2 separate regions of the Homo sapiens genome follow, and region 2 is linked to region 1. A link is an interaction called in ENCODE POLR2A ChIA-PET data of the cell type or tissue named here. Cell type or tissue: Panc1. All regions are shown on one strand. Links, peaks and the distances in the headings refer to the core of each region. The heading gives the core; the rest is flanking DNA.

Region 1 (17,603 bases), core at 8,451-12,450:
TTCATCCCTCTGACTCCAGCCTCTCTCTAGATTTTTAGTTTTTTATCTCTTACTACGGGCAAGTTTCCTTGATTTGGCAGTGGAAAAAAAAAGGGGGAGAAAGGCTGCAAATGACTGCAAGCAAACTGCATCCCAGCTCACTGGCCAGAGGTGAAAGGTTTCCTTTCCTCTTAGCTGCATATAGGGTGGGAAGGGATGCTGGGAAGACCGGACAATGTGCATCCACCACATCCAAAAAGGAAAACATGCTCAGAATTCTACTACCACACACAAACTACATCTCATCTTCACACTTCCTTCCAACATTAATGAATAACTTTTAATTACTATCCTGGTACATATTTTTTCTTTTGGCTTTTTGTCTTAAGCATTTTACCTGTTCCTCCAGAGGCTTTATAATGACCAGATTTAAGTGTCTAAAAGTCATTATGCAATAATTCACCTATCATTTCCTTAATGATTAAAATTTATGTAATTTCCAGATATAGCTACATTTAAAATACATTATAATTATTCTCCTCTTACCTGAAACATGTTACTTTAAAAAAGTATCTCCTTAAGATAATTCTCAGAAATTGAAATAATGGGTGCAATGTTAAGAACATTTATATAGATCTGGTTCTTAGGATACATTATCAAATTTTTGTTCAAAAAGTTGTATTAAATTTCAGTGTCTCCACAATACATACGTGCTGCAGCATCACCATATCTTCATCAGCAGTGAGAATCATATGCAGATAAACGTTTAAGTCATGGTTCCTAAACATTCTCACTAGCTCAGAATGCCGTCATTAATCCTACTACACTTATGGCCTGACCTCCTCACCTGGGAAGACACAGGAAACTGCCAAGCATAGTTCTAGCACACAGTAGGCACTCACTAAAAGTTAGATAAAATTTCAACTGAATGTATTATGTTCCTATTCATGTTTCCAGGGAAGATCAGCTTTTGAAATGTTAGCTTTGATCATACTAACTATAGAAAAAAGATAAGCAAAAAAATATATATCTTCTGGTTACTTCTATGAAAACCTAAGACAGAAGACACAGGACTTACCTTTTTATCTGTCTACTCCCTTGATCTTCTCTTATCTCTGTTTTGGCAGAAAGGACAAATAAATCTGAGGGTTTTGTATTTTTTTTACACAGAAGCATAATGCAATTAGCACTGGTCCTTTTTAAAGACTGTTGTATTTTTAAAGATTAACCAAGCCTACCGTTGCTTAATTAATGTTGTGGGTCAAAACCCTGGATGCCCATCAGAATGACCTGTAGTGGGATTTTAAAATGTAGATATCTAAACCTCTTCCCAAATCCTCTGGTTTAGAATCTCCAACAGGTGGAGCCAGGTATTTGTAATTTTTTAAATCTCCACGAGTGATTCTGACACACAGCCATGGTTTGAGAACCAAATAAATCAACCAGTAATGAGGCATGAGTATTAATGTCAGTTATTCTTAGCCCTTCAATTTAAATTGCAAGCTAAATTTATTAGGGTTTTTTCCTTCTCCCTTTCTGCTGTTTCATGTGTCCATGTGGAGAAGGTTCCACAATAGCAATACTCCCCTCTCTCAACCAGTGCGATTGCTCAGCACCTCTGCCTGCCCTCTGCAGACCAGCCTGCAGCACCCATTCTGTCCCCCTACCCCAGGAAGCCTGTAGTTCTTTAGGTTTCCAATGACTGGCAACTGGGGATGTCCTCTTACTGCCTGACTGAAGGACTGGCAAGTCCCCTGAGCTAACACATCCATGCCACATTCTCCAGAATCCACTGACCTCTGGGACCCTCTCTCAATCTCCTTGTCAGCAACTGGGCCAGGAAAAGCGTGCTTATTTCTTGGGCTCCCTCAAACCCCACCTCTAGTTGTCTGTCTATGCATTTCATCTTCCTCGCTAGACAACATGCTCATTGAGGGCAAGTTTGCATATCTCTCCCTATGGTTTGTAAGGCTCAGAGCTTAGCACATACAGATACCAGACAGGTACGTGAAGAGCAAACATGGGCAGAAAACTGAGGTCCAATCTACACCTACGCCATGCCAAACACCACGTGAAGCCTTTATCTACCTTAGTTCATGCTACCCATACACACTCCTATGAGATAGGATTTAACATTCCCAAATTGCAGGCAAGAATAGAAATGGTCATCAAATGAAGTTCAGTCCATCAAAGACTATAGGCAAGAGCATTAAAAAAGTGGGATTGCATTGCTCTTTTTCTACCTGCTGCCTAGTTTTCTTGAGATAATTTACTGTAAGCACATAGCCGGAAGTCCACATATCCCTTATATGACAGACATGTAGTTATCTAGAGATGTGTTCTCTGTTGGAAATTGTCTAATTGATGAGATCTGACCCAGACAAGTGTTTTCTTTCGATGTTGTTCATTATCATGCAATCTTGGTATTTTAAATAGGATTATGCCGTTTGGGCTGGGCACTTAAAATTTCCCTAAGGGCCAAGGCTGAGTAATTTTCAGGTAATGAGCTTTAATGTCCAAGGAAAGAGACATCCTGAATCACCTTCTGAACCTGTGCCATGAATCTGCTGTAAAACTCAGTATCAGTAGTTCTAGAACCTCACATAATTGATCTTGTGACTTGAAATTGAATCACTTTCAAGGTTTCTTCCAAAGTGGTTTTGCCCTCCTGAACCATACTCTATTACAGCTACACTTATCCAGTCAGCTGAAGAAAAAGAAAATGATAATTCTCTGGTGTTCCTGCCTTTGTTGAGCAGCCTTTAAAGTCACTCTGAGCCCATTTCACCCTCAAGAGCAGAGGCACGCCAGAGGCAAACTCTCCCAGCCTGGAAAAAAAAAAAAAACACTTAGGTAAAATGCAGAGGAAAAGGAGATCTTACTGCTCGTGAGCCAGACTTAGGGATTCAGTCTTTCATACTCCAGGGGCTCTGAGTCACTGTGCTGTGGAAGTGATCTGAGTTATATAAATCCTTGTGCACATCACCAGAGAGAGACTCTATGTCAGTGTGCAATATTAGTGTGCAAAGTATAGTAAAATCTGTGAAGCCAGACCCCACTAGTTCAAAACTAGGGATCATAAAACCTTATACCTGGCACTATCTCCTGTTACAGATGAGTAAACAGGCTCATAGAAGTTGAGTGACTTGCCGGAAACCACATGGGTATTGAGTAGCAGGACAGTAGTTTGAAGGTAGTTCTCCAGAATTTAAGTCCAGTGCTCTGTTTTTAAAGAATATTTCCTGTAAATGCAGGGAAAGCTGAAATTTAACTTTATTCTAAGAAAAATATCACTTATAATCTAAAAAAGCCTAACTGAGGATATAGGTGAGGGTAAGCAGAAAGAGATATGTTTTTCCTACTTAAAAGAGATTACTGGGCTTGAGGAAGAAGTAGGAGGTAAGAATTAGAGGTCCACTCTTGAATTTATCAGCTGGGTAATTGAGGGGAAGTTAGTTGACTTTCTAGTTGTGAATGTCCAGTTTTTGACCTATAAAATGGACCTACTCACAGGGTTATTACAATTATTAAATGAAAGAGTACAGATAAACTAGCTGAAACTTAGCAGGTGCTCAATAAATGTTGCTACTCTTCCTTGAAACAGCTATAAATTAACACATTATTCTTATCCATTCAGTAGAGAGCTCTCCCAAGGACTCTTACTTCATGTTTTTTGGCCTTTTATTGGGTCTACTTATTGGCTTAATTGTTTATTGTCTGCTTCCTCCTACTAGAAGGTAAGCTAAAAGATAGCAGGCCTTTTTCTATCCAGTTCCACTCTTTATTCTCAGTTCGTAGGACAGGACTTGACCGATAGTGACAATTAGAAAAATTTGCCAGGCCAGGCACGATGGCTCATGCCTGCAATCTCAGCACTTTGGAAGGATGAAGCAGGCGGATTGCTTAAGTTCAGGAGTTCAAGACCAGCCTGGGCAACATGGCGAAACCCTGTCTCTACAAAAAATACAAAAATTAGCTGGGCTTGGTGGCACATGCCTGTTAGTCTCAGCTACTTGGGAGGTTGAGGCAGGAGGATCATCTGAGTCTGGGAGGTGGAAGTTGCAGTGAGCCAAGATCACACCACTGTACTCCAGCCTGGATGACAGAGCCAGACCCTGCTTCAAAAAGAAAAAAAAGAAAGAAAGAGAGGAGAAAGAAAATAAAAAAATAAAGAGAGAGAGGGAGGGAGGGAGGGAGGGGGGGGAAGGGAGGGAGGGAGGGAAGGAAGGAAGGAAGGAAGGAGGCAGGGAGGGAGGGAGGGAGGGAAGGAGGGAGGGAGGGAAGGAAGGGAGGGGAAAGAAAGAAAGAGAAAAGGAAAGAAAGAAAGAAAGAAAGAAAGAAAGAAAGAAAGAAAGAAAGAAAGGAAAGAGGAAAAAGAAAGAAAGAGAGAGAAAAAAGGAAGAGAAAGCAAGCAAGCTTTGCCAAGTAACATAAAAGAATTAACAGCTTCATAGGGAGAAGTGAACCCACTTCCCCCACCATAATCCTTTTAAGAAAAGAAGATTTCACTAATTCTTTTATCCTAAATTTTTCCTGTGTACAGAACATGGTTTTATGCATATTTTAACTTATGTATGTATATGCATATATATCCAATATCAAAATAAAGTATATACCCTTTATGAGGTAGTTGTTGTCACTGAAGAAAGAATAGATACTTGGGGAGAAACAAAGAGAAGCTCAATATTAATCTACAAATGTCTTACTTCTTTTACATTAAAAATGATAGACAAAGTCAAACAAGAGCTAATTTAATCAGAGGGGTAGAAACTGTGTGGGAAAATGGCATTGATACAGAAGAAATAGAAGCTGACCCTGTCCTAACAAATTTATGAAGTAAATAGTCCTATTCCAAGTTTACAAATTGGGGAATTGAGGCTTAGCAACTTGTCTAAGATCAAGTAGGCAGCAAGCAGCTGGACCAGGTGGGGAAGTGAGGACAGGGGTTTAGCCATTTAGACCCAACTCATGCCTGGAGGACTCAGCTTGATTTCCCAGCAGATCAGATTACCATTAGCAGAATTCCCAGTGTATCTGCCTCTGGAAAAACCTATATGATCATCATTATTAGAGCAGTGTCATTCCCCAGAGGAGTGAGATCGCTGAATGTCCTTTAGACAAATGATGTATTTGTGACTCATTGCCCTATTATAAATAAAAACACTGTGTTAGCCAATTTTCACCCAGTTATGGTCATTAATAACCCCAAAAAATCTCACTGGCTTTTTAACAACCAAGGTTTACTTCGCATTCACATTTCATGTGTTGGCCATGACTGTGCTCCACATGGCTTTTTCTTTCAGGATCCAGGCTTGAAGAAAGAACTCCTCCGGGGAACATGCTGAACTTGTGGCAGGGGGAAAGCAGAGTGCCAACTGCCATGGCCCTTAAAGCATTTGCCTGGAACTTCTACTCAGACATGGCTTACATCACGTCCTTTCACTCCATTGGCCAAAGCAAGTCACATGGCCAAGTGAGAAGGATAGATAGAGTCCTTCCTCAGGGAATTACTATAAATCGTATGGCTACCTTGCTACCAGCAGGCATTATACAACCTTTAAAGGGTACAGTGAGTAGTTGTGAAAAATACTGTAATACAATATTCCATGGATACCATGTTCTCTGCTTTTGTAATCAACAGGTAGGGTTTCTGTTTTCGTTTCCAACAAACATACTAACACTTGCTTTTTATCATTTCCATAAATTATTTGTTTCAGAGGCAACAGGCTGCTGGAGAAAGTATTTAAATATTCCCTGAAGTTCCCAGAAACTTTCCTTTTCTGGGGGAAATGCAACAAATACTAAACATTCATGACCCATTCTAATATTGTTCTTCCAAAATTATCATGGCCACACCAGGCTGATTTAAATACATTATTGTAGACCCTTAGATTTTTGCTATGTAGTAATACTTCAAAGGAAACAAACAGCATAAATGCCCAGAGTGGGTTCATTTTGTTAAACAATGGTTTCGAATTTTCCCATTGTGGGTATTACAGTCTAAGTAGAAGGAAATTCAATTAGAAGTGTCTGTGCTTTATCTAATGCTCAGCTGTCACCATCTTGAAATTCTTCATAGTTTTTGAACAAATGATCCACATTTTCATTTCGCACTGGACTCCGCAAATTATATAGACAGTCTGGCTTAGAATAGATATTCCCTCTTCTGGAACATTTCCCAATACTTCCGGCGAAACCAGGTACCTCTCCTAGGTGCTCACATAAGGCCCTGTGACTATGGCCCTTGACGCCCTTTACTGAAATTTATAGACTGTCTTCCCGTCTGGCCCGTGTGTTCCTTGAAAGCAGGAACAATGACTAATTCAGCATTGTATTTTCAGCATATACTATGCAACAAATATTTGATGAATAAATTAGTATCAGACATTAGTGTACCTTTGTAAAATTCCCAGTTTGTGAAACTTTTTCTCTGGCAGCTGAAAAACTGCTCATTGCTGCTCTGGTGTTTTTCCTGTGCTCTTTGCCAGGCACTGCCAAGTAAACTGACAGCAGCAGAGTGCCATTTTCCTACACCGTCAGGCTGCTGTGACTTTCCCTAGAGGGACCTGAGCCTTCAGCTGGAGTCTCACATCACTTGGATCTGTCCCCCAGATTGACTTTTTTCCTCCCATACAATATAGAAAATCACATACAGTATTTCACTTATGTTTAATACTTGAAATCTGTGGCTACTGCCAAAAGCATAGGACAAATGCAAATTACCATAGTCCAAAGGAAAAACTAGAAATTTACAAAGAATGCATTTTTTCACATCCCACACAGTAATTAATGGGTCTATTTTCAATTAATAAGGTATTTCTGATGCACGAGAACTAAGTTCAAAATAAATTTCAGCAAACCATAAAAGGATCTACATCTCTTTATATATACTTATCTTTGAATAAAAATAAACTGGAGCATGCGTTACTCATGTAAAAACAAATCTGGACAGTTAACCAATAGCCAAGTTGGGGAAAATATCTGTAAAATCAGCACTCTGTAGACAGACGTATGCAGTACGGTAAAGCACACAGACTTGAAGTACAAACATCTGTGAGTTCAAATCCTGACTGCTATTTACTGGCTGTGTGATCTTGGGTCATTTATTGAAACCTCTCTGAGCCAGTTTCCTCATTTGAAAACTGTGGATAATAATGTCTGTCACCTCATAGGTCTGTTACAGAGATTAAGAAGAAGATATATATGCAGAGCACGTAGCACAGAGCCTGAAACTCAGAAAGCCTCAACAAGTCATATTCACACCCTTCCAGCAGCACTAATGCCCTAATTCCCTCACATTCCCTCCTCTGCCTCTGTCCCATTCACATTCTATTCCTCTCTCCCCCTTCTCCAGATTAATCTCTAGTTACAGATTTGGTTAATCCCCAATGCACAAAAGTCAATAAATTATCTTTTTAAAGGAATATTCTCAAGCCTTTGGTTTTTGTGGATTTATTTCTTCAGTAATGGAAAATTTTCTGTACTGTTTTTTGAAAATATATGAATAAACATACATCAAGGATGCCCTCTCTGACATCAGTAAGTAACTCAGAGATGTCAAATATGTAAAAATGAAGACTTGCTTTGCTTTACCGGAAAAGAAATGGTATCACCAATAACTTTCTGATAAGAGGTGCATTGTATACAACATGAACCTCTTAGATCATCTGAAGGGAACTGTTTTCTATGACATTTTTCCTCTCTAGTTACCTCAACATTCCTCATAAATAATATTTGACAGAAAAAAAATAACTCATAGTACAGCTATAAAAAAAATCTGTCTTCAAATATGCACATCTAATGTTTGCTACTAGGTTTAATTTTCTATGATTTCATCATCCAATAACTCAGGGAGAAAAATGCCTTAACATATCAATTACCAGGTATCTGCCTTGATCAAAATAGCCAGATAGTTACCAAAATCTTAATCTCACATAGAGTTACGTGGATAAGTAAAGTAATGACAGTATTTAACACCACCACAATTTGCTATGAATGAAATTTCCATATTATCAACAAACATCAATTGAGGAATCACTCTATATAGACTAGAATATTGTGCTATAGTGACACAGGTACCAGAATCTGAGACCACAAAAGCCTAGCCAGCCACTTTTTTACTCCACTCTGGAAAGTCTAAAGACTGAAGAGTAGAATCGTCCTTTAGAATGAAGGAGACTGAGAATTAAAGTCAGCAGAGCAGGATTTGAATTGTGGTACAAGCCGTCTGGTCAGACAGGCCTTGAACAAATCATTTAATATCTCTCTGAGCCCTTAATTTTCTCACTTAAAACAGAAACAAATATTATATCTCTTCTTTATTTCAAGAGGTTGGGATGCTTGAATGGAACTATGCATAGGAAAGAATTTTATGAAATATTATGTGAATATGAAGTTGTTTTGTTTGAAATGCTGAAACGAACTGAAGTCCTGTGTCACATTCAAACGTTTGTTAGAGTCACAGGTCCAGCCCATATTCAAGGGGAGGGGATTAGACAAGGACATGGATGCCAGGAAGAGGGGATCAGTGGCAGCAACCTCAGAGGCTGCTACCACATCCATTTTCAAAACAGCAAATTAAGTTAGAAAAGCAGTTGCTTTCTCATTCACTATTAAAATGTCATTTTTACCTTGAAGAGACGTATTAAGCATATTTGTTTTTCTGAAAATATTTGCATAATCCTGGCAGCCACTAGTCATCACAGGATAAGTTAGACAACTTAGGAGCCTTGTATTTTGTAAATGAAAAATGTATAAGTCAACTTTCAGTTGGATAACTTTTAAGCCTTTGGGATAGGTCCCTATAGATGTGCTCACTGTGGAACATATATAAACTATGATTGTGTTGTAAAATTGTATTTAATGTGTGTATCTATCTATCTATATATTTCACATATTACATAATTTATTGTAAATAACCTGAAATATATACCAAAATGTTAATAGTAGTTATCTTTAGATGGTAGAATTACGGGTTATTTTTTCATTTTACTTTATTCTTGTTAGTTTTCTCTTTTTTAGTTGGTGCTGTTGTCTTATGTTTTTGCTTTTGAAATGAAATTGTATTATTTCTGATCATAAGAATATAAAACATTGTAGACAGTATAAAAAGACATAAATTAAAAAGTGAAAATCTCTCACAGTCTCACCACTGGAAGATACCACTCTTAACATTTTGATGCTATCCTTCCAAACTTATTTCTACACATCCCCCTACACACACACACACACACACACACACACACAAACTATAAAAAGAGGATCATACATGCATTTTTTTTAACTAACAGACTTTATTTCTTAGATCAGTTTTAGGACTACAGAAACATTAACCAGAAGGTGTAGAGAGTTCCTATATATTCCCATTCTGTTCACCACCAATTTCCCCTATTATTAACAACTTGCTTTGGTGTGGTACATTTACTACAATTGATAAACTAATATTGATACATTACTACCTAAAATGTATATTAAGATTCATTCCTCTATGGGTTTTGCCAAATGTATGATGTCAGGTATCCACCATTACAGCAACATGCAGAATAGTTTCATTGCCCTAAAAATTCTCTGCACTCCACTTATCTATCCCTCCCTGACTTCCCTCCAATCCCTGCCAATCACAGATCTTTTTACTGTCTCCATGGTTTTGCCCCTCCCAGAATGTCATATACTTGTAGTTATAGAGTATGTAGCCTTTTAGAATGCCAAATGCTATTTTTTCACCTAGCAATATGCATGTAGGATTCTTCAGTGTTTTTTCATGGCTTAATAGCTCATTTATTTTTATAACTGAATAATGTTCCATTATCTGGATATACTTCAGTTTGTTTTATCCTCATTTACTTGAGGACATCTTGGTTGCTTCCAATTTTTGACAACTATGAATAAAGCTACTGCAAACATTTATGTACAGGTTTTTGTGTGAAGTTAAGTTTGAGTAAATACCTAGGAGTACAATTGCTGGATCATATGATAAGAGGATGCTTAGTTTTGTAAGAAAGTGTCAAACTGTCTTCCAAAATGGCTGTAGTAATCTGCCTTTTGATAAACAATTTATTGTGGGCATCTTCCCATATAAATAAATAATAACTGCATAGCATTCCATAGCATTCCACATTGCATAGCATTCTACTGTAGCTTATTTAACCATTTCTCTATTAATGGACATCAAGATCATTTCCAGTTATTTACTATTGCAAACAATGCTGAGATAAACATTTTTGTACATACATTCTTATCTTTGAACACTTGTGCAATTATATCCTTTTAGGGAAAAAAATCCAAGGAAATTTAAAAGGCATAAACATATTCAGTTTTAATGAAAGGCTGTACAAATTCACACTCCCATTAGCAGTAAATGAGAATGTTGTATATTCCCATTGCCTCCCATAACAATCCTCTTAGGGCTTACCAATCCAATGGGTAAAACATTGCATATCAATGCAATTTCAGCTGACCTTTCCTTTTTACCCAAAAGGTTTAACATCTCTTCCCTTTTTTTAGTTATTTGCATTTCTTTCCTTGTGAACTGTGTTCATAGGCTTTTTACTTTTGCTATTGAGTATGCAAAAATATGTTGCTTTTTAAAGCTTTCTATATACCTTAGTCTGCTCTCTAACAGGCAGTTTATTAGAATATATACTATCAATTTAATAGTTCCTAAGAGCAAGGAGAAAGAGACATCACCACATTAAATGTATACACTAACTTCAGAAGGAGGGCAGGGACTAGAATAAGGAAATACAGTATTTCTGTGATATGTATTTTTTTAATTTAACTTTTATGGGTGGTGATTTTAATTTTTTATTTTGTTTTATTTTTGCCACCTCAAACTTTTATATTGTCAAATCTGTGGACCATTCTGTTCATTTTTTGAAAGAGAGTGGGGACTAGAATAAGGAAATATAGTATTTCTGTAATATGTATTTTTTTAACTTTTATTGGTGGTGATTTTAATTTTTTATTTATTTTGTTTTATTTTTGCCACCTCAAACTTTTATATGGTCTAATCTGTGGACCATTCTGTTCATTTTCTGGCTTTATTATGCTTTAAGAGGCCTTCTCTAGTCAAAGGCTGTATAAAAATATATACTTAAACATTCTTCAGCTGTTTAATGTGTGTGGTTTAACATGAAAACTTTTTATCCATTTGTAATTTTTGTCTGGATAAGGTGAGATCCCAACTTACCTTTTTCCCCCAAAATGGCTAGCAAGTTGTTCCAGCACTCTTTAAAAACAGTCCATTTTCTTGGCCACTTTATCACATGCTAAATCTTCACATATATTTGAGCCAATTTCTGAACTCAATATTTTGTTCTATTTTTCTGTGTCTCTTTGAAGTTACGACCACACTGTTTTAATTACTGTAGCTTTTAATATCGATAGCCACATGACTCACCTTCTCCAGGTCTTTACTCAAATACCACCTTGTCTGTGAGATCTTGCCTGAGCACCCTATTCACAGCTGCCACTTCCGTCTACTTCCATCCCCTGTCCAAACCCTGGAACTCTACAGCCCCTTCTTTGCTTTATTCTTCTCCTTAACATTTTGCACCATCTGACATCCTATCTATTTTACTTATTCATTTGCATATTGTTTATATCTCCAAATGAGATGATAAGTTCCATGACAACAGAGATTTTTGTCTATTTTTGTCTATTGGTGCCTAGAACAGTGGCTAGAACACCGCCAAGCACAGAGTAGATCCCCAAACATATTTATTGAATGAATCCATGTCTGGTGGAGAAAAACATTCTACATATAACCACTATCCTTCTTTCTGAGAATTCACCAACTCAATTCACATACCAGTTTTCCATGAAATATAGGATTAAAGATCCTATGAATTTCATATTAAGAATATTCTTAATAATTTTGTGATATTTTGTTACCACGAATTCATTTACACAACAAATGTTTATGGTGTCTACTATGTGTCAGACCCTGTTATAGGAGCTGGGGATGCAGCTGTGAAAAAAAAATGGTTTCTGTCCTCATGCAGTGTATGTTCTAGTGAGAATAAATTTCTTTTTCCTTTATATTTTATTATTGGTAATGTTTGGTATATAAGAAAGCTATTGAGTTTCATATATTTTAACTTTTAACTTGTCTTTTTACTAAATTTTTTATTGTTTCAAAAAGTATTACAATTGATTTTGTAGTTTTACTAAATAGACAATTGTATCACCTACTGAGAGTAATAATTTTGTCCTTTCCTTCCCAAAAGCACATACTTCTAGTTGATTTTCCCCTTTTATCCATTAGCACAATGAAGCATTTCATTATAATCTCTGTATTTACCCACACTTGCATTTCTGGAAATTAAATCCATTTTTAAGGTCTGAAAGAAAGTCAGAAAATTTTTTTTAATCTTTAGGCCGGTATAATATATCAGAAGTTTTAATTCAGGTGAATCAAAATATCTGATAGGATACAATTTACAACAGTTGCATGCAACTGATGCAAAAGTCATTCTCAGGAAATATTAATTTTTCTCTCATTCCTGGCAGTTTGTTGATATAAAATTGAAAAAAAAAAAGGAGAAGGATGAAGCTGATTTATGTTTAGGAGGCTAAGTAATTCATTGAATCTCCTACTGCTGAATCTAATTTAAAAATATATATAACCATATTTCTCCATTGAAAATTAGAAAACATTAAATCTACTTATTTATTTTATATTACTTTCTATTTGCCAATTATCTCTGCAAACATTGAAGTGCTAAATACTTCGATTGTATACGCAAGCGTACTGAAATAAGGCTGCATAAGTAAAGTTTTACACCACGTCTGCAAACTAAAATTTCCTGGGGTGTTACATTTTTCCTAATAAAATAAAACAGAGGTTAAGAAATATGATTCAGTGGCCATTTCTACAGCTGAAGTATATGAGACTGCAGCCCTAGGTGTCTTGCCCACGCTCATCTAGCAGACGGCAGAGCCTAGACTCAAACTCTGGTTTTCTGCTACACATCAAGTATTCCTTCTACAGTGCTCTTCCTTTCACTCAGCATTATCTACATAATTAGAAACACTTGAATTTCTTTCCCCATCTGCCTAGAAATTTTCCCCAATTATTACCTTTGCATATTATTTTGGTAGAAAATTATCTCTTATAAAACTCACATGTAGCTTTCAATTTTATGGCATTCTTTTCCTGCAAGTTCATATAATTAATACATGTTTGAAACCAGTAAATTCTTACAACAGGCCTATGTGTAGGGAAGCAGAAATGATGAGTCTTCTGTGATATAAATCAACATTCTAATAGTTAAAAAATAGGTGCACCCATTCATAAGTGTCACAAAGCACTCCACACTGAATAGGAAGGGATATCTGAGTGGCACTGATAACAGCCAAGCCTGAAGAGGAGGCACAACAGCCCATTACAAGCTATTGAAAAGTTCCATAAGAAAAAAAAAAAATGACATACAGCAGGAAATTCCTGACCAGTAGTGTAATTTCTTACATAAATGTGTTGGCAGATAAATGGATTTCTATGACTTTGCTTACGTCTGCTGCTTACTGCCCCTTTAGATATGTCACTTTGCAAATGTATTATAACTTCACTCTGACTCTATTTAATGGTATGATTCAATAAATTGTAGGTTCATCTTAATCTCCTCAAAATACTCTTGGCCTTTTGCCCAAAAGTGGGGGAAGGAATTAGTAACTAAAATAGCAAGAGAAGCTTGCTGTCAGTTAGTCTCCTGGAAAAGTACTATACTGAAGATTCAATATAGCAATACTGTAACTTACTAAGATGGTATATAAGGAATTAGACAGTGGAAAATTTAAGGTACAGATTAAGATTACAGCTACAGGACTATAAACATGGCACTAAAAAGTAAATGAGGCCAGGTGCCTCATTTAGCTGGGTGTGGTGGCATGTGCCTGTAGTGCCAGCTGCTTGGGAGGCTGAAGTGGGAGCATCACTTACGCTCAGGAGGTCAAGGCTGTTGTGAGCCGAGATCACACCACTGCACTCCAGCCTCAGCAACAGAGTAAGACCCTGTCTCAAAAAAAAAAAAAAAAAAAAAAAAGGGCCGGGCGCAGTGGCTCACGCCTGTAATCCCAGCACTTTGGGAGGCCAAGGCAGGCGGATTACCTGAGGTCAGGAGTTCAAGACCAGCCTGGCCAACATGGAAAACCCCATCTCTACCAAAAATACAAAAATTAGCTGGGCGTGGTGGTGGGCGCCTGTAATCCCAGCTACTCAGGAGACTGAGGCAGGAAAATCACTTGAACCTGGGACGTGGAGGTTGCAGTGAGCTGAGATTGTGCCATTGCCCTCCAGCCTGGGCAACAGAGCAAGGCCCCATCTAAAAAAAAAAAAAAAAAAAAGGACTAAATATGTACCGAACTCCATGTATATGAAAATACTGACCTAGATGTCTTCTTTATATAATTTCATGTTATTTTTATAACAATACTGTAAAATAAGCATTATGCCCTCCTTAGAGCTCAGAAAACCGAGTTTCTATGAGATTATATTACACAATTGATGCCCTCCCATTTCCTAGGTAGACCCAGATGTAGTAATACATGGATCTTCCACTTTCAGCCTGTGTAATCCTGAACAAGTCACTGAAAATCTGGGAGCCTCATTTTCCTCACCTGAAAAATGAGTAATGAGACCTACCTTACTACTTCCAAAAGTTATCACAAATACACTTAATAAACTACAAAACAAAACACAAGTGGTGGTTACTCTTATTAATACAAACAACTAGTTAATAAGAGAAAGTGATAGAGACTGATTTCTAAACTGTTTCCTGACACTTTGTTTTCAAATGCTTGATGATGCAATACTGAGCTGTGTTTTCCCAGCAAGGTCTTTGGGGTTGTCAATGAATCATTTCCTTCACATTCACATGAAAGATATGCCTGGGTAGATCAGGTTCCCACCCTGTTTTATCTTAACAACCCATACATTGCAGGTAAGCAAACAATTAGTATTGTTCAGAATTTCACTTACAGAAATCTAACATTCCCTCTCTGCAGATATTTTTCAGCACAAAGAACGGGGACTTTTGGGTCATTGACCTACTGACACTGCATTTACAATGACAAGTTCTATGTCTGCAACGTAAAAGGCAAGAAGACTAAATCTGTTTTCCATTTTTCTTGTGAACTAAACTGGGTTTTCAAAGAATACCTTATGTGGATCTACAACATAAAAGACAGCAAAATAAATATTTTATTAGAATATTTTATCAGTTCAACTTTGTAACATATATTATAAGATTAATCAATGGTAACAATAAGTTTTAAGGAACATAAATTTGAAATTGAAGATTATTCATGACAGTAATAACAAATCTAAAAATAACCTCAGTATCCAATTTATTTTATCTTGCTGTTTGGTTTTTACTAAACTAAGTCTGATTCATAAGCAATTGCATATGAGAACAGTTTTTTAATATTTTGCCACATTTATTCCATTTATTCATCAAACCATCCATTCATCCTTCTATTTTTCATTTGTTTACTGAACCATTTCAAAGTAAATTATAGATAATAGCATGCCTCCCTCGTAAACCTCTTGGCATGCATCTTTTAAAAATTAGGGAGTTTTCTTAACATAGCCACAATACCATTATCACTCCTAAAAATTTAGGGATTCCTATAATAATAATTCTAATATCTAGTCCTTATTCAGAATCCCAATTGTCCCTCAAACTTGTTCTCCCAACAGGATCCAATACGGAATTACACATTGTTTTCATGTTTACATCTCTCAAGTTTAGTTTATCTTAATATAGCTCCCCCTGTGCCCCATCACCTGCTCTTTTTCCCATCCCACTGACCTGAAGAGACCAGAGTAGTGCCCCACATTCTGGAATTTTTTTGAGGGTTATGCCCAATTCTTTCATTTATTTATTTGCTTTTAATTTTAAATTCAAGAGGTATATGTGCAGGTTTATTACATGGGTATAATACCTGATGCTAAAGTTTGAGCTTCTAATGATCCCATAAACCAAGTAGTGAACATAGTACCCTTGCTCCCTCTGTCTCTCCCTCCTTTTGGAATCCCCAGTGTCTATTTTTCCCATCTTTGTGTCCAAGTGTACCCAATGTTTAGCTCCCACTTAAAAGTAAGAACATGTGGTATTTGGTTTTGTTTCTGCATTAATTTACTTAGGATAATGGCCTCCAGATGCATCTACGTTACTGCAAAGGGCATGAATACATTCTTCTCTGTGGCTGCATTGTGAACCTGGTGGATATTCACCACATTTTTTTAGTCCAGTCTACCGCTGGTGGGCACCTAGGTTGATTCCATGTCTTTGCTATTGTGAATAGTGCCATGGTAAGCATAGCAGTGCAGGTGTCTTTTTGGTGGAACGATTTATTTTCCTTTGGGTATATACCCAGTAATGGGATTGCTGGGTTGAATGGTAGTTCTATTATTAGTTCTTTGAGAAATCTTCGAACTGCTTTCCACAGGCGGTGAATTCATTTGCATTCCCACCAGCAGTGTATAAGCATTCTCTTTTATCTTCATTCTTGCCAGTATCTGTTGTTTTCTGAAATTCTGATAATAGCCACTCTGATTGGTGTGAGATAGTATCTCATTATGGTTTACATTTGTGTGTGTGTCTCTTTTTTTTTTTTGAGACAGAGTCTCGCTCCATCTGTAACCCAGGCTGGAGTGCAATGGCACGATCTCAGCTCACTGCAATCTCCAACTCCCAGGTTCAAGCAATTCTCCTGCTTTAGCCTCCCGAGGAGCTTGGACTACAGGCATGCACCACCACACCACACTCGGTTAATTTTTGTACTTTTAGTAGAGATGGGGTTTTGCCATGTTGGCCAGGCTGGTCTCAAACTCCTGACCTCAGGTGATCTGCCTCGGCCTCCCAAAGTGCTGGGATTACAGGCGTGGGCCACTGCACCTGGCCTGTGTCTCTCTTATGATTAGTGGTGCTGAACATTTTTTTATTTGTTGGCCACTTGTATGTCTTTTGAGGAGTGTCAGTTCAAGTCCTCTGCCTACTTTTTAATGGGGCTATTTGTTTTTTCTTGTTGATTTGTTTAAATTACTTATAGATTGTGGATATTAGTCCTTTGTCAGACACATAGTTTGCAAACATTTACTCCCATTCTGTGTGTTGTCTGTTTATTCTGTTGATAGTTTCTTTTGCTGTGCAAAAGCTCTTTAGTTTAATCAGGACCTAATTGTCCATTTTTGTTTTTGTCATGTTAGCTTTCAAGGACTTAGTCATAAATTCTTTGCCTTAATCAATGTCTAGAAAAGTATTTTCTAGTTTTTCTTCTAGGATTTTTATAATTTGAGGTCTTACATTTAAGACTTCAATTCATCTTGGTTAATTTTTGTATATGGTGAGAGGTACGGGTCCAGTTTCATTCTTCCGTGTATAGCTAGCCATTTATTGAATAGAGTGTCCTTTCCACATTGTTATTGTTGACTTTGTCAAATATTAGTTAGTTGTAGGTGTGCAGCTTTATTTCTGGGTTCTCTATTCTATTCATTGGTCTATGTGTCCATTTTTGTACCAGTACCATGCTGTTTAGGTTACTGCATCCTTGTAGTATAGCTTGAAGTCAAGTAATGTGATTCCTCCAGCTTTATTCTTTTTGCTTAGAATTGTCTTGATTAT
Region 2 (4,208 bases), core at 1-4,000, 77 kb after region 1:
TGTTTGATATGATATAAGTTCTCTTTGCGTAGGCCACTGGGTTTCTCATGCAGTAAGCTTTATAAAAACTCATTTGCACTGGACTGTCATCTCATTCTTGTACAACGTAGAATTACTTGTTTACATCCAACAAATGGTTAGCTAGGGAAAACAGTGCAAACTGAGTGTTAGTAGTCATTTTGGTCCAACTGCATGTCAACCCTTCCATTTCAATCCCAGTTAGAAATGAAAATAATTACTTTGAAACTTGGCTTTAAGAGCACATTTATCGTACGTCACAGTGTATGGTGAATATATTATTAAATAATGTGGTACTTCGCTCATCAGGCATAATGTCTAAAATCTAATATACATAATTCCATTAAGTGGTTGAAGGAAGCAAATAATGGAATTGTCAATTGGTCATCTGGCTGTAAGGTTTGCCCTTGAACTAAAAATGTTGTTTGGGGCAAGGGCCAGAAATGTGGAGACATGGTTTTTGTTACGCATTCTTGTATTATATGTGACTAAATTTACAAACAAGATACATGTGTAATTAAAGACCCTTATGGAACTGGAAGACGTCTTGTAGTGCTACATTGGGTGAAACCGTTGGTCCATTTTTGTCTGTTTCTATGAAGATAAAATAATTGGGGGCCATCTAGAAATAGAAAGGCAGTGGGAAGACAGATTCTACGGCACTGCTTTCATTTAATTGGGCTTTAGGCACTCCATTCGAATGCAGAACCTCACCTCTAGTTGAGACCAAGAATTGGCAAATTTGCATGAGCTCCTGGAAAGAGTTGCTGACTTTGTATCTAAGACCTGCCAGGGAATACCAAGAGTTGTTTCTACAGACTTTTTTTTTTTTTTTTGTATGGGAGAAGATACTGTGGCAACCAGGAAGGAATGGAAAAAAAATTCTTTTCTCTACAGCAAATTAATGTGAGGAAGCTCCTCCAATCCTCTGGCTATTTAAGGTTCAAAATCAAGTGCCTAGGGAAAATTCCAATGGATGATTTTCTGGGAGCTATCTTGTCTACCTTGAGGTTCCTGAACAATGAATTCCCATTAATGAGCAGTCTTCAGTATTAAAACCACTGTCTTGTCACCTCATTTTGCATTACTGTCTTCCGTGGATGTTTCAGTTACAACTGTAATGTTATTTATAGAACAACATTAATCCATTAAAGCTAACCTATTTTTCAATATTTATGATAATCTATGTACATATATTGTCTGTCCATATGTATTTGTAAATAGGTTGTATATAATGTCAGGTTTGGGTCTTGGGTTCAAGTGTATATATTCCTGTAAGTTTCTTAACTGCATTTTGATGAATTCACATTATGTAACTATAAGAATTGTCCCAAAAGTACCTGTACAGAAAATTGAATATTGAAAAATTGACAAATTGTGTACAAACACTAAAAAAAACTTGTTTAAATTGTATTTGCAATAAACAACATCAAATTTTTTCATGAAATCTTGGTACAAATTCAGATCTCTTATTTAAAATTTAAATAAGGAATACATTTTCAAAATGCAGTAATCAAAATGTGATCTAGTGTAATGAAATAAAATGTGATCTAGTGTAATGGAAGACCTTTGAGAACCTGGGTGTATTAACTTTGTGTATATAGTGTAAATATCCCCACTGTACTGTTAGAGGCCAACAATTCTAGTATGGCTTGTTGGCAAAGAGTGCTACACCGTTTCAATGAAACAATGTATGTTTGTTTTAACTGAACTAAAATAAATACATGCTTAATCCTGAGTAGCAGTGTTTTTTGTTTTGTTTTGTTTTGTTTTTTTCAGGTAATGGGATAGGCAGTGTCTAATGCAAATTGCATTGTAACTGCAGTACCTAGCACCTAGTAGGTGTCCATATGTTTGTGATGAATGGTCAGGAAAAAAAGTTTAGGTTCCCAGAGATTCTAAGTTTCCAAAGTGAGAAGGAATGGAAAGTCTTGGAGAGTTGGGGGAAGATGCTAAAATGCATCATAAGAGCCCAGGCTCAGCCCTGCTGATGGAAATAAATAGGTCAATAATGTATCAGAATCAACTGGAGAGCCTTTTAAAACCACAGCTTTCTGAAACGTGCCTAGTTTGTCTGATTGCAAAGGTCCAGCTGTAGGGTAGCCCAGGATCTGGTTTTTTACTTAAGAAGGCCACTCGGGTGATAATGATGCACAAACTCCAGGAGCAATCAAGTGGCCTGGAAAGAAGTTGGGATATGTTCAGTTTGGTGAAAAAGTCACAGGAAAAGAGGAATTAATGGACAAGCTGGTGCGTGTAACAGCATGGTTTTACTTGAGCAACAGTGGAAGTGGGAAGGTTACTAAGATACACAGGCTAGTTTAGGTATGGCCTACTGATAAGTCCGAAAAGCTTGAGGCTTGTGAAATGAAATAACCAGAGCTGAAACAGAAAAGACCACACCTTGGGATAGTCAAGTATGCCTGATGGTAGTTCCAAAGTCAGGAAACGTCTCCAAGAAACTTAATATGCAGTTACTAATGATGGTCAAATGAGAAGGATTAGGAAAGGCAGCAGAATTTGCAACAAATCAATTGAAGAATGACTTGTGGAATTTTCAAGTATTCATAGGCAAGCTCTAACTGAACACCTACCATATGCAACTAACATGCTCATTGGAAAGAGGGTAGGGTTATGTGTCAGACGAGTTCTAACAAAATCCATACACTTTCAAATGTGCTATTTTTTAGAAAAAAATGATACCAGCTGGTCGTGGTGACATACCTGTAGTCCTAGCTACTCCAGAGGCTTAGGCAATAGCAGTACTTGAGCCCAGGAGCTTGAGACTAATCTGGACAGCATAGTGAAACCCTTTGTCTCAAATAAATAAAATACAAAAAATTACCAAAGTGAACCAGAATGCAAATTTATTTATCTACAATTAGAAATATACTGGGTGAAGCCAGGCGTGGTGGCTCATGCCTCTAATCCCAGCACTTTAGGAGGCCAAGGAGGGTGGATTGCTGAAGCCCAGGAGTTCAAGATCAGCCTGGGCAACATGGTGAAACCCCATCTCTACAAAAAAATACAAAAATCAGCCAGGTGGTGTGCACCTGTAGTCCCTGCCACTTGGAAGCCCAGGGAGGTCAAGGCTGCAGTGAGCCGTGATCATGCCACTGCACTCTAGCCTGGGTGACAGAGTGAGACCCTGTTAAAAAAAAAAAAAAAAAAAATTGGGAGTGAAGGAAGGCAGGAAGGGAGTGAGAAAGGAAAGAAATTGGGTTGACATGTCCACTGAATATAAAAATACGGTACTCTAACCAGGGAGCTAGCTATTCCAGAGAGATTTCCATTAAGCTTAAGGAATATTCTAGGAACATTTCTAAATAAAGAACCAGAGCTGTTTGTCTTGACGTAGAAATTTAGAAATACACCTGGACATTTGGCTTAGTCAAATTTCTGATAACAAAAAAATCCGTTTAAATTAGTTTAAGCAAGAATGGCAGATGGAGAGAACTCCTTAAAAGATTGGGATGCCTCAGAGAATTAAAAGATAAACAGCTTCCAAAAATCAAAAACTGTCTTTGTTTTAGAGACCTCAATGACAGAAATGTGTGAAATTTCACTATAGAACTATGCAACTAGATTCTGAGCTTCTTGTTTTCAGTTCAATTTCTCAATACAAATCGGCCAGTAATGGGTCAAGATTCCACCCTAATCTCAAATGTAGTTTGGTGGGCAGGGTAACACAGTACAAATAGCTGCCAGGACCTACCCATATGGTGGGCAGAATAGTTTTCAGAGGAGAGGTACAATGGTCATGCACTAGAAATAGGCTAGAAAACTGGGACCAACTGTCCTGTTTTAACACTGAAAGTCCTGCATCCTGGAAACCACAGTCCCAGGCAAACTGGGAATGGTTGGTAACCCTAGCTAAGAAGGCAACCCCCAAAATGTTTAATGAAACAGTCCAGAGATATTGATACATTTATTTTCTTTGGATTTCTTTTCTCTAGGCTTCCATGCAGGACACTAACCTTCTTTTATGACTTTGCCCCAATTCAATGGTTGATTGCTTCCTCAAATCACATTTTTTCTGACTTCCCCACCACAACAGCTATAAGCTTCATAGGAACAGACATCTATCTTTTAATCAATTTATCCCCAACACAGCCGAGCGCGGTAGCTCATGCCTCTAATCCCAGCACTTTGGGAGGCTGAGGTGGGCAGATCAAGAGGTTAGGAGATTG

What was found. ChIA-PET counts read pairs that join two places held together with the same protein. Peaks named below come from ENCODE experiments on the same cell type or tissue, not always from the same donor. Only the 100,000 strongest peaks of a DNase experiment are listed, where the experiment ranks them.
Region 2: POLR2A ChIA-PET joins it to region 1 with 14 read pairs; 11 of 35 experiments call an interaction of 5 or more read pairs at or near these places.

Annotation. Positions count from the first base shown.
Region 1 is chr12:46,427,816-46,445,418 of GRCh38, reverse strand. The region is part of intron 2 of SLC38A4-AS1 (SLC38A4 antisense RNA 1); the gene reads right to left. It overlaps LOC124902923 (a long non-coding RNA gene), which reads left to right. Exons shown (of 2, transcript XR_007063284.1): 2 at 14,983-15,187. Among named protein-coding and RNA genes, the nearest start is that of SLC38A4-AS1, 53 kb to the right of the region's middle. RefSeq lists enhancers at 14,739-15,033, 14,572-15,073. In Panc1, for the core only: no CTCF peak of the experiment used is centred there; no DNase peak of the experiment used is centred there; H3K27ac peaks cover 4,000 bases.
Region 2 is chr12:46,355,736-46,359,943 of GRCh38, reverse strand. It overlaps SLC38A2 (solute carrier family 38 member 2), which reads left to right. Exons shown (of 16, transcript NM_018976.5): 16 at 1-1,756. Among named protein-coding and RNA genes, the nearest start is that of SLC38A2, 15 kb to the left of the region's middle. In Panc1, for the core only: no CTCF peak of the experiment used is centred there; a DNase peak (open chromatin) is centred at 2,294; H3K27ac peaks cover 948 bases.